Regions from separate parts of the Homo sapiens genome. Here all the other regions are linked to region 2. Evidence: chromatin contacts called from ENCODE Hi-C or POLR2A ChIA-PET data. All regions are on one chromosome and are shown on one strand. The core of a region is the stretch at or near the end of the contact, and the rest is flanking DNA. Distances in the headings are between cores, read along the strand shown. Region 1 overlaps CAVIN2-AS1 (CAVIN2 and TMEFF2 antisense RNA 1). Region 2 overlaps LOC124905959 (a long non-coding RNA gene). Region 3 overlaps LOC105373804 (a long non-coding RNA gene).

Region 1 (3,294 bases), core at 537-3,036, 290 kb before region 2:
TAGCAGGAAGAGCAGCCAAGTCACATGCTATAACTGAAGCTAAGGACAATCACCGGAAAACACCATTAACCCCTACTTTCCTTTCTTTTACACCCACCCCCACGTCTGGCTTTTGAGTTTTGCGCAGAGTAAACAAGACTATACTCGTACATTCCACCAATGAAGAATTTTATTTTATACTTGTTCAAAATCATGGAGGGCTGTAAGGACTTTCCAATTAAAGCAACCTTGTAAAGTCTTACAATTCTGTCATTCTTTAAGGAGTTCCTATTAAGTCTTAAATGCTTCAGAGATTAAAAGGGTATATTAATGTTATCGGGGACTTGAGATAAAATGCCGTGCCTTGCAGGGTATCTTTGCAGTTAATGAAAACATTTTCATCATATTCTAAGTCTATTATGCCAGATCTTCATTTCATAAGTTGTAAGATAATCTTATTTTAATTAGAGGAGATATACCAAGTACATTAGAGTAATACAGTTAAATATATTCATCAACTTTGTTCTTGTCAGGTAAAATGCCTCCTTCAGAGTTTGTTACTCTGATGGGCTATCACAGATGTAAGTAAAATGGTGTGTGGGTGTGTGTGTGTGTGTGTGTGTGTGAATTCTGAATGATTTCTGTAGAATTCATGAATAAAAGACTGTTTTCTGAGGAGGACCCTATATAACCCTCTCAAAGGCTACACTGTCCAATATGATAGACACTTTCAAATGTGGCTACTAAGTACTTGACATATGGCTGGTTCTAATTGAAATGTGCTGTAAATAGAAAGTACACACTGGATTTCAAAGATTTAGTATAAAACATATAAAAATCGTATTAATAATGTATATATTGATTACATGTTAAGATCATTACATTTTAACTACTGGGGTTAAATAAAATATATCATTGAAAATTTCACCTGTTGCTTTTTACTTTTCAGAATATGGTAACCAGAAAATTTTAAGTTGGGCATGTAATGCACAATACATTTCTCTTAGACTCTGATGCTCTATATCATCTAACCAACATGTAAGATCAAACCTTAATTATCTGTGGCATATTATCCATGTTGTAAGTAATAAACCAAATGATAAAATGATGAATCTCGAGTTGGCTCTTCCTAAATTTTGAACAAGTTACCACTCACTTCTCCCCCTTGTCCAGTCAGTTAAATGCAAGTATGGAAACGCTAGCCTTAACAACTGCCCACAAGGCTGGTCTGTGGCTACAGAAGGAAGTTGGATAGCACCTCCCAAAACTAGACATGGATCCTATGATTCTCAGGAGTGGATTGTGAAATAAAGCCAGAAGTAGCTTGTGGGAGAACCACTCATTAACAGCAATTACACTTATGAGCCAGACATTCAAGTGGGACAGGGAAAGCCTCAAGTTCCATTTCCATCTTGTGATTTTGCAATTCGTGAAAGGGAAAGGAAGAGAAAAGTACACATATGGGTAGGAAACGTTTTCAAAATAAACAAGTACCCCATAGAGACCACATTAAAACACCTCATTGGGAGACCAGGAGAAATGTGAGCTACAATCAGAACAGAGAGCTCTTCAACAAGAGCCTCAAATGCCAAGTTGGTAACACGAAAAGGCCATACAAATATTTTTAAATGTAAAACTTGCTACTCTCAAAGAAAAGGAATGTAGAGCAGGTCAGAAGCAAACTAAAAACAAATGGTCCATGAAGAAATCAATAGAGCACCTCACAGGGGAGTCCAAAGCAAAAATGCAAACCCCTTTAAGTATAACAAAGTCAGGAAGCCAGCTAGAAAATGCAAAGGCCATTCAGGGATGAAAAGGTGATAGCAGGAAGGATCGATGAATTGTTTGCTTCAGTCTTTACTGAAGAAGACTTTAGAAAAGAGTCTCACTTGCATCTTGCTTTAAAGCCGTCAGGTCAGAGGAATTGGAACAAACAGTGGAAAACAGGACTTTCCCAGACCCAAGTGGCAAACGAAATGTAAATAAATCACCAGGCCCAGATGGCATTCACCCAAGACTGCTAAAGGAACTCAAGGGTAAAATATGGAACCGGTGGCCAAAATGTGTGACCTGTTGTTAATAACCACTACTATGTGAGAAGAATGGCAGCTTGCCAGTGTGACTCACACCCATAAGAAGGACTCCAGAGGAGATTCTGGAAACAAAAGGCTCTCAATCTGATTTCTAATCTTGATATGATAATGGCATCTCCATAAAAGTTACAGATGCAATATCCATGAGAGTTACGGTTTATATATTGAGGAGTCTTGGCTAATAACCTTTGAGAGACAATTTAGATGACTTGGACCAGATACTAAGAAGTTATGGAAATTCTGTTGAATTTCTTAAAGAGTACTTTTCTGTTATCAGATAGATGTATGTATGGATGAAATTATATGGTATTCAGGATTCACCTTAAAATATTCCTAGAAAAAAGAACTGAGGGAAAAGGATAGATATAACAACAACAAAAAAGAAAGCAACATGTTGCTAAGATGGGTACACAGTAGTTTATAACCTTTTCTCTCCACTTTTGTGTGTTTGAAAACCTCCATAATAAAGCTAAAAATTAATCAAGAAGGGAATATAGAAATAAGCATATGTCCAAAGGGAAACCACTGAGTGCTATTTATTTAGACTTTCGAAACATTTTGACAAAGTTTCACACCAACATTTTACACACACACACACACACACACACACAGTGGGTTTCAAGTTTGTAGGTGATATGAAACTCACTTCAGTAGTGAACTGTCTGAGCTTACAGGGAAAATAAAATACAAACAACTACAACATCAACACTTCCAACACTGCCTAAGTAGAAAGAAAACTGGTGTATGATCTTTAACATGTGCCATTGTTAAAGGATTAACCTTAGAGAACAGTGATATAGACATATATGTGTAAGATATGAGATCTTATCAATTACTAAAAGTCTAAACCAATGTTTAGAAAGAACTAGAAACAATTTTTCCTAAAATCAGCTTACTTTGCTTCTGTAGTTAAGGAGAAACACAATGCTGGGCACCCCTAGGAAAGGGTTTTGGAAATAAAACATTTTTAAAATTAGATATGTCTGAGGCAGCAAAGTATCTGCTTTTCCTGGATGAATTCACATCTCAATGACAGTACAACTAAACTGAATGAAGTATAGAGAGCAGCATGTAGAATCATTAGAGAGGTTGACTAGACTCTGTATCAAGATAGACTCAAACAATTAAAACTTCTAAGCTGAGAAACACAAAGCTTAGGTGATATATTAAGATCAATATTTATTGAGTAAAAAAAGCATACAAAATGACTGAATGTGGCTTC
Region 2 (3,084 bases), core at 150-2,649:
TCATAGGCTTAATAATTGTACCCATGCTATTGTGGCAATAAAATGAAATAATGAATGTGGAGTGTTTAGGACAATGCCAACAAAATGTTATCTAACAACAATAGTAATTTACCAGTAAGATAATCCTAGCATGTATGGCAGTATCCTAGCATGAAGAAAACAAAAATGCCATTGAAAACTACTAAACTAAAGAGCCTTAAGTTTCATTCTTAGTAAAAGTATTTAATTCTCTCTCTGTTTCCCTCATGTAGTACTCTGGTTAACAGATCACTTATTCATTTTAAAAAGTTATGAGTAGCTACCATGTGTAAGATACATACGCATTTGTTGGTAATTAGAAACTGTATTGGGCTTTTCCTTTTATTTAGCTGTTATTTGCATATTAAAGTTTCAGGGTACTTCTCAAATGAAGGGTGATTTTAAAACCAAAGTAACACTTCTCTGTTGGGTGGGGCCTGTCCAGATAGCTCATCTTCCACATATGAGCCTTGGAAGATTCTGGGCAGACTTCTGATGGGCTGGGCAGGAGGAGCTATCCTAACCCTTGGGGCGGGGCTGTGTGGGACCACAGATTCACCAGCTGATTGCAGAAAGCCCTTGTTTTTTGAGTTATCCATGCCCCGTGGACTTGGTAAGCTTTACTCCCTGGTGTCACCAGAGTATACCAGCTACCTGGTTCCTGCTGCATGCTTGCAAATAACTTGGTTCCAGTGATTTCTCACGGAGGTGACTAAATCAATTGGTAGGCTTAGTGTTTGTGTATACAAAGACTTAGAACCTGTTTTGCGTGTGCGATTTTAGTTTCTGTGATCTTTCCAGTCATTATCGTCTACAAGCTGTTGGCCCTGAGAATTATTTACATTTTAATTAGGAGTGCTCAACCCCCTCTATGAGTAGAGTCAAGCAGCTTATTTACTTCCTACTGGCAGGCTTCTGAGGAAACAGCTTAGGCAAACTTGCTGAGCCATTGAGCCAAAATAAAGTCACTTGCAGAAGAGCAACACCATGTCCTCACTTCTTAGCTTTGCTTCTCTGCTGGGGCTTCTCATGGGGACCAAAACTGAAGTGAGCTGCTCTATGCAGCAATCAAACTACTGCCTCATTTTTTTTTTCTTCCCTTTTCTCTGGATGAAGCAAACTTTTTAATAGGTTTCATTTGCATATATAATTAGCACTCATTTTTTTAGCATAGCCAGGGAGTGAGTTTGTTCTCCACGTGCCTTTTCAGATAAGCTTATCCTTTTAATCACTTAAGCTTTTCCTTGTTTACAAAGAAATATTTTTACATACTATTCAGCCTCATTCCCCTTCTGAAACAGAGTAAACAGAAAGCAAACTTCCTTTGATGACAGACACATGACTGTCATTATGGGTTAGTCACTGAACTATGCTCTCATACCCACAAGAGCTACAGAGATGGGAGAACTTGTTTGCCCCAGCATTAAATAACCCCACAATGCTGCCTCTTGAGTTCTTGGTTCTGCCTTCATGTCTCTCCCTTCTCTGTCCAGCTGCCTGTCTCTAACTTTCTCTATTTCTAGAGAATAGAGAAAGTTATTTCTAATCTGCCAGAAACTAGGAAATCAGATAAGCCTGCTTCCTAGAACTGAGAAATCAGATAAGCCTGTTTCCTAGAACTAAATGTCTGACATAATGTTCTGTGAGAGAAGTGCATGAACTTCCATGCATACTTGGCTATTGCTTAGGATGCTTTTGGCTGCAAATAATTGAAAACGCTGATTCATCATGGCTTAAATAACAAAGAAATTTATTGCCTCCCAGAACAAGAAGACTCCAAGTAAGATACAATCCAGGAAGGGTACTACAGGCTGCATTTTACTCCTGGGGGATTCGACCAGCTCTGTCTTCTCCCACCGTTGGCTTCGTCTTCCAGCTGGTGGCAATATGGCTGCCGTGGTTCCAGGGCCACTCTAGATGCACCAATGTTCCAAAAAAGGAGAGAGAACATCAACTTCTGTGTGTCTTTTAGGAGAAGGAAACCTTTTCCAGAGGCTTGCCAGCTGACTTCCCCCAAAGAGACCAGAATTGCCCTTTCCTAAGTCAACCACTGAATAAAGGAATAGAATTCTCAAGGTTGACTTTGGCTAACTAGTATCCATCCTGGATCAAATTGAAATTCTCTTGGGAAAAAGAAGAGGAAAAGTGGACATTGGGAAGAAAGCAACGTATGTGCTAGAAATGAGAATTATTTGTCTGCTTATGATTTTATAACTGTATCTACAATGAGTTAAGACTTGGTGGAACAGATCGACTTTTAGAAAAGTGAAATATTATTTTAAAATCAAATCAAATGGTAACCAGAGATATTTAGTGAAAAACTAGCTTTGACATGAACCTAAAAATGGAGACAAAGTTTGGTGTTGCTTTCATGTGAATATTACAGCACTTGAATGATTCAACCTAGAGTTCATAGTGCATTACAAGGAAATGTACAAAGAAAGGGGCTGTTGAGAGGAAAGTGACACAGGTGACTGTGACTTCTTATGAAAGCCAGATACCCTTCAAATGTCTAAAGGCAAATATATTAAGTGACAGAAATGTCCCAAGAACAAATATTTTCTTCTTGGAGCATATTAGAAAGATCTTAAGATCTAGACCACTCTCTGGGGATAAGCAGCCATGGATATATTAGGCAAATTTGTTTGTACTTTGCTTCTTTCTTACAGCTCTGGAAAAACTTCTCCCTATATAGGGACCTCAAATTACCATCTCTTCAATTAACATAGGAATATAGATTAAATATTCTTCTGGATCCACTAATAAGCCCTGCTCATTTCACAGAGTTTAACTTTGCAGGAAGACATCACTACTCCTTTGATGTGGTCCCTGACTCACCTCCCCAGCTCCAAGCTTGATTTGACATTCCTTCTCTGTGCTCCCCTAGGACTCAGTGCCTACTTCCAACAACAAACTTACCACACTGGATTGCAATCTTCAATTATTGTTTGTCTTTTCCCCTAAATTCCAAGGATCTTGACAAAGGAGCTAGGTTCTATTTATTTTTGTATCCACAGGGTCCCAGTACTTAAGGAATACCTTTCAGAAGGATGGATGAATATGAAG
Region 3 (3,364 bases), core at 563-3,062, 440 kb after region 2:
GAAACGATAATATATGGGAGGAAGGATGTCTGACATCCTTAATAATGAAGGAGACATTAAATAAAACAAAACCCCCAAACAGCCAAACCTATAAATAAGTTTTCATGGAAACACTTTTAAAGGATAGCATTCTGTTATTCCTATTAAGGCAAATTGTCCTACAACTCTCTCGTAGGCAATGAAGGCATCAATACATAATAGAAAATCAGAATCACCTGAATTAATAATCATGGCTCGGAGTCATCAAGAAAAAAGCAAGTTATGTTTGGTTTAAGAGAGTACATAGAAATAGTTTAAATCAAAATATCTTATTTTAAAACAAAAATTTTTCCTAATGAGCAAACAAAAGGAGCATACTTTCTGGAAATCCTATAATATGAAGTAGCACTTTTTTCAGTATTTAAAATAAATGTGTTTTCACTGTACATACATGGTTTTGTTTGTTTGGACATTGTGCTGATTTTATGTAAACGTTATTTTCTTAAAATATTTTTTCCACTCTAATAATTTTATTTTGGTCTGCATTCCAATTAGACATACATTTTTTCCATAAAAAATTAAAATGAAATAAAACCAAAATGATAAGAGAACATAAAAATTTCAAATAATAGGCTTGAGCTTTGGAGCCAACAAAATAAAACAGTTATGCCTTTCTTACTCCTTTTAGTTACTGGAGAGTTTTTGTTCTTTTATTCAAATTGTGTGAAAGTCTCACCTGAGTAAAGGTTTGCACAGATGAGTGGAGAAAGGGTCAGCTCTTTCTGGCAAGGATCAGAAGTCAACCTAAAGGCAATTTGATCTTTAAGCCAAACCCGGATACATGAGAAACCTATGACAAATGGGAAATCTACTGAGAACTTGCTGGCTGTTTGCCATTCTCTGAACAAGACTAAAGATGGCAGGAGCATAAACAATGGAAGCAAAAGATTGAAGAACAAAAACATTTGAATAAAATCCCTTCATACTATCTTCATTCATGCAAAACAACAGGAACCCTTCCCTCCAATGCTTTAAGACCTTCCATAAGGTAGATGCCATCACCACCTACTCCCTTGGAATCCTCCAGTTTCCAGTATTCTTCAGGTGTCTTATCAATTATCATAATTTTTGCCCACTAAAGTTATTAGCTCCATAAAGCAAAGGACTGAGTCTCTGTCAGCCGCATTTATATATACCCATGACTTGCCTAGCACAGGGCCTGGCAAACAATAGACACTCATTTGGACATTGGATGGATAGATAAATGGAAGAAGGAAGGAAGGGAGGGAGGGAGAGAGAAAGCAAGAAAGGAATTTGGAGGAGGGTATGATTAGGCATATAATAGGCAAAGGAAATTTAACCAAAAAGTTATCTTTATCTCTTACTCTCTTCAACCTAACTTTTATTCTCTGAAAACATTGGGGTTCCTTGGGAAGAAAAGGAGAGAAAATGTAAAGAGGAAATAGCAGAAAACTGTAATGAGATGCAATTGAAGCTATGGAAAAGGTTGACCAAATTAGGTTCTCTAATCTTCATCCCTACGCACACACATACACATACACACACACACACACACACACACACACACACACACACACACGCCGTTCTAATATATATATATAGCTGTCCAACACGGGCCAGACATTGGCCCCTAAGAAGAGTTACCCTGAATAGACTGTGTGAATTAGCTAATAGTCAATAATATGAAAACTTCAGACAAGTCTGACAATAAGCCCACTGAAGGGACTTTCCTGTGTGGTAAGGCAAGGCCCAGAGACCACACTTGAGGTGAATGAATTTGCATTATGCTTCACTTTCCCTCTAACTCTGTAGTGCTCTGGTTGAAGAGTAATAACAAGCCTACAGCCTGGACAAGAAAAGCAGAAAAAGGAGGTAAAGAGGCCCAGCTTATCCAGAAACTGAGCAATACACCTGTAAGAACATTGAGTAAACCACAACTTTGCAACTCATTTCCTTAACTAGGAACATAAAGTTCAACAAAAAGCCACAGAAAGAGATGAACAGAAGAATGATGCAACATGCGATAGACATTAAGGCTGCTTACTGGTGTTTCTTGTTCTCTTCTTCTAGGCTCAAGGAGGACAGCTTCCTCCCCAATCTACTGAAGTTAGGTGTGGTCATATGATTTTCCATGTCAGTAAAATGTGAGTGGAAGTGACAGGGGTCACTTCCAGGTGAAACATTTAAAAACTAGTGAGAGATTCTCCATGATCCTTTTCCCTTCTGCCACCATGATCGACAGTTTTCCAAATGATGGTGCGTTCACACTCTGGGTCCTGGAGTGAGGATGATATGCAGTGGGAGTTAGCTAACTACAGCCTGTGGTCACCTGTTTTTGTAAATAAAGCTTCATTGGAACATAGCCGTACCCATTTGTCTATGCATACTTTGAAATGACAATGGCAAAACTGAGTCGTTACAACAGGGACCATATAGCCTAAAAGCCTATTCACTAAGTGGCCTTTTAAGAAAACATTTGCAGACTCCTTATATAGACCCTGATCCCCCAGCCCCGCTTACTTCAAGTGGATATGTAGGTTGAAGGGGAAGACAAGCCTTTGTTACTCTATACCAACAAAAATTGGGGGCTTTTTGGTTACTTGTATATAACTTAGGTTATTCTGACTGACACAAAACTCTTTAAAAATCACTTAAATTGTATGCATGCTATTAATAGAAATATTCTTCAAGAACTAGTGAAAACAACTAGGATAGTACTAAACACAGAGCAAGTTCTTGGGTAGTAAGTTTTCCTTTTCTTGGTTCGATATCATCACAGACGAGGGGTGCAGACCACAGGTGCAATCAGGAATGGGCTATGTGGCAGCTCCCTCAGAATGCATTGCCACTGCTACTATAGCAGTAGCTTTTCAACAATTTTAAAAGAAGATATTGACATGGCAGTTATTAAGATGGTTCACGCCTGTAATCCCAGCACTTTGGGAGGCCGAGGCAGGTGGATCGTGAGGTCAGAAGATAGAGACCATCCTGGCTAACTCAGTGAAACCCAGTCTCTACTAAAAATACAAAAAATTAGACAGGCATAGTGCTGGGTGCCTATAGTCCCAGCTATTTGGGAGGCTGAGGCAGGAGAATGGCTTGAACCCAGGAGGCAGAACTTACAGTGAGCCAAGATCGCGCCACTGCACTCCAGCCTGGGTGACAGAGTGAGACTCCGTCTCAAAAAAAAAAAAAAAAAAAAAAAAAAAAAAAAAAAAGATGGTTAAAAGACATTAGAAGAGGCTAAGTGAAAGCAAACATGGGTCTGTTCCACACAGGGTGGAAATGTCAATTGTCAGAACACGAGGGGTTTAGAGAAAGGAGGCAAAGAGTGATCCTTTTTTTATGATTGCTTCTGTGATGC

Evidence for each region. A loop is a pair of places that touch in the nucleus more often than their neighbours do. ChIA-PET counts read pairs that join two places held with the same protein, here RNA polymerase II (POLR2A). Pooled maps may share reads with other maps.
Region 1: a map with no recorded cell type shows a loop between it and region 2 (2.2-fold over the local background). The contact joins two enhancer-like sites. A Hi-C loop is called at or near these places in 3 of 37 single-sample maps with no recorded cell type and 2 of 50 pooled maps.
Region 3: a loop to region 2 is called in a pooled map, with 9 times the contacts of the local background. The contact joins two enhancer-like sites. A Hi-C loop is called at or near these places in 1 of 168 maps with a recorded cell type or tissue (naive thymus-derived CD4-positive, alpha-beta T cell), 1 of 37 single-sample maps with no recorded cell type and 8 of 50 pooled maps. POLR2A ChIA-PET finds 5 or more read pairs at or near these places in 1 of 52 experiments (H1).

The regions. Positions count from the first base shown.
Region 1 is chr2:191,926,248-191,929,541 of GRCh38, reverse strand. All of the region lies in intron 1 of CAVIN2-AS1 (CAVIN2 and TMEFF2 antisense RNA 1), which reads right to left. Among named protein-coding and RNA genes, the nearest start is that of CAVIN2, 81 kb to the right of the region's middle. Within about 2 kb of position 1,786, at least 5 of the 41 ENCODE cell types and tissues checked have a DNase peak (open chromatin) inside an H3K27ac peak, as active enhancers do.
Region 2 is chr2:191,636,171-191,639,254 of GRCh38, reverse strand. LOC124905959 (a long non-coding RNA gene) reads right to left here. Exons shown (of 3, transcript XR_007088692.1): 3 at 1,752-1,931. Among named protein-coding and RNA genes, the nearest start is that of NABP1, 40 kb to the left of the region's middle. Within about 2 kb of position 1,399, at least 11 of the 41 ENCODE cell types and tissues checked have a DNase peak (open chromatin) inside an H3K27ac peak, as active enhancers do.
Region 3 is chr2:191,192,704-191,196,067 of GRCh38, reverse strand. All of the region lies in intron 1 of LOC105373804 (a long non-coding RNA gene), which reads right to left. Among named protein-coding and RNA genes, the nearest start is that of STAT4, 43 kb to the right of the region's middle. Within about 2 kb of position 1,812, at least 4 of the 41 ENCODE cell types and tissues checked have a DNase peak (open chromatin) inside an H3K27ac peak, as active enhancers do.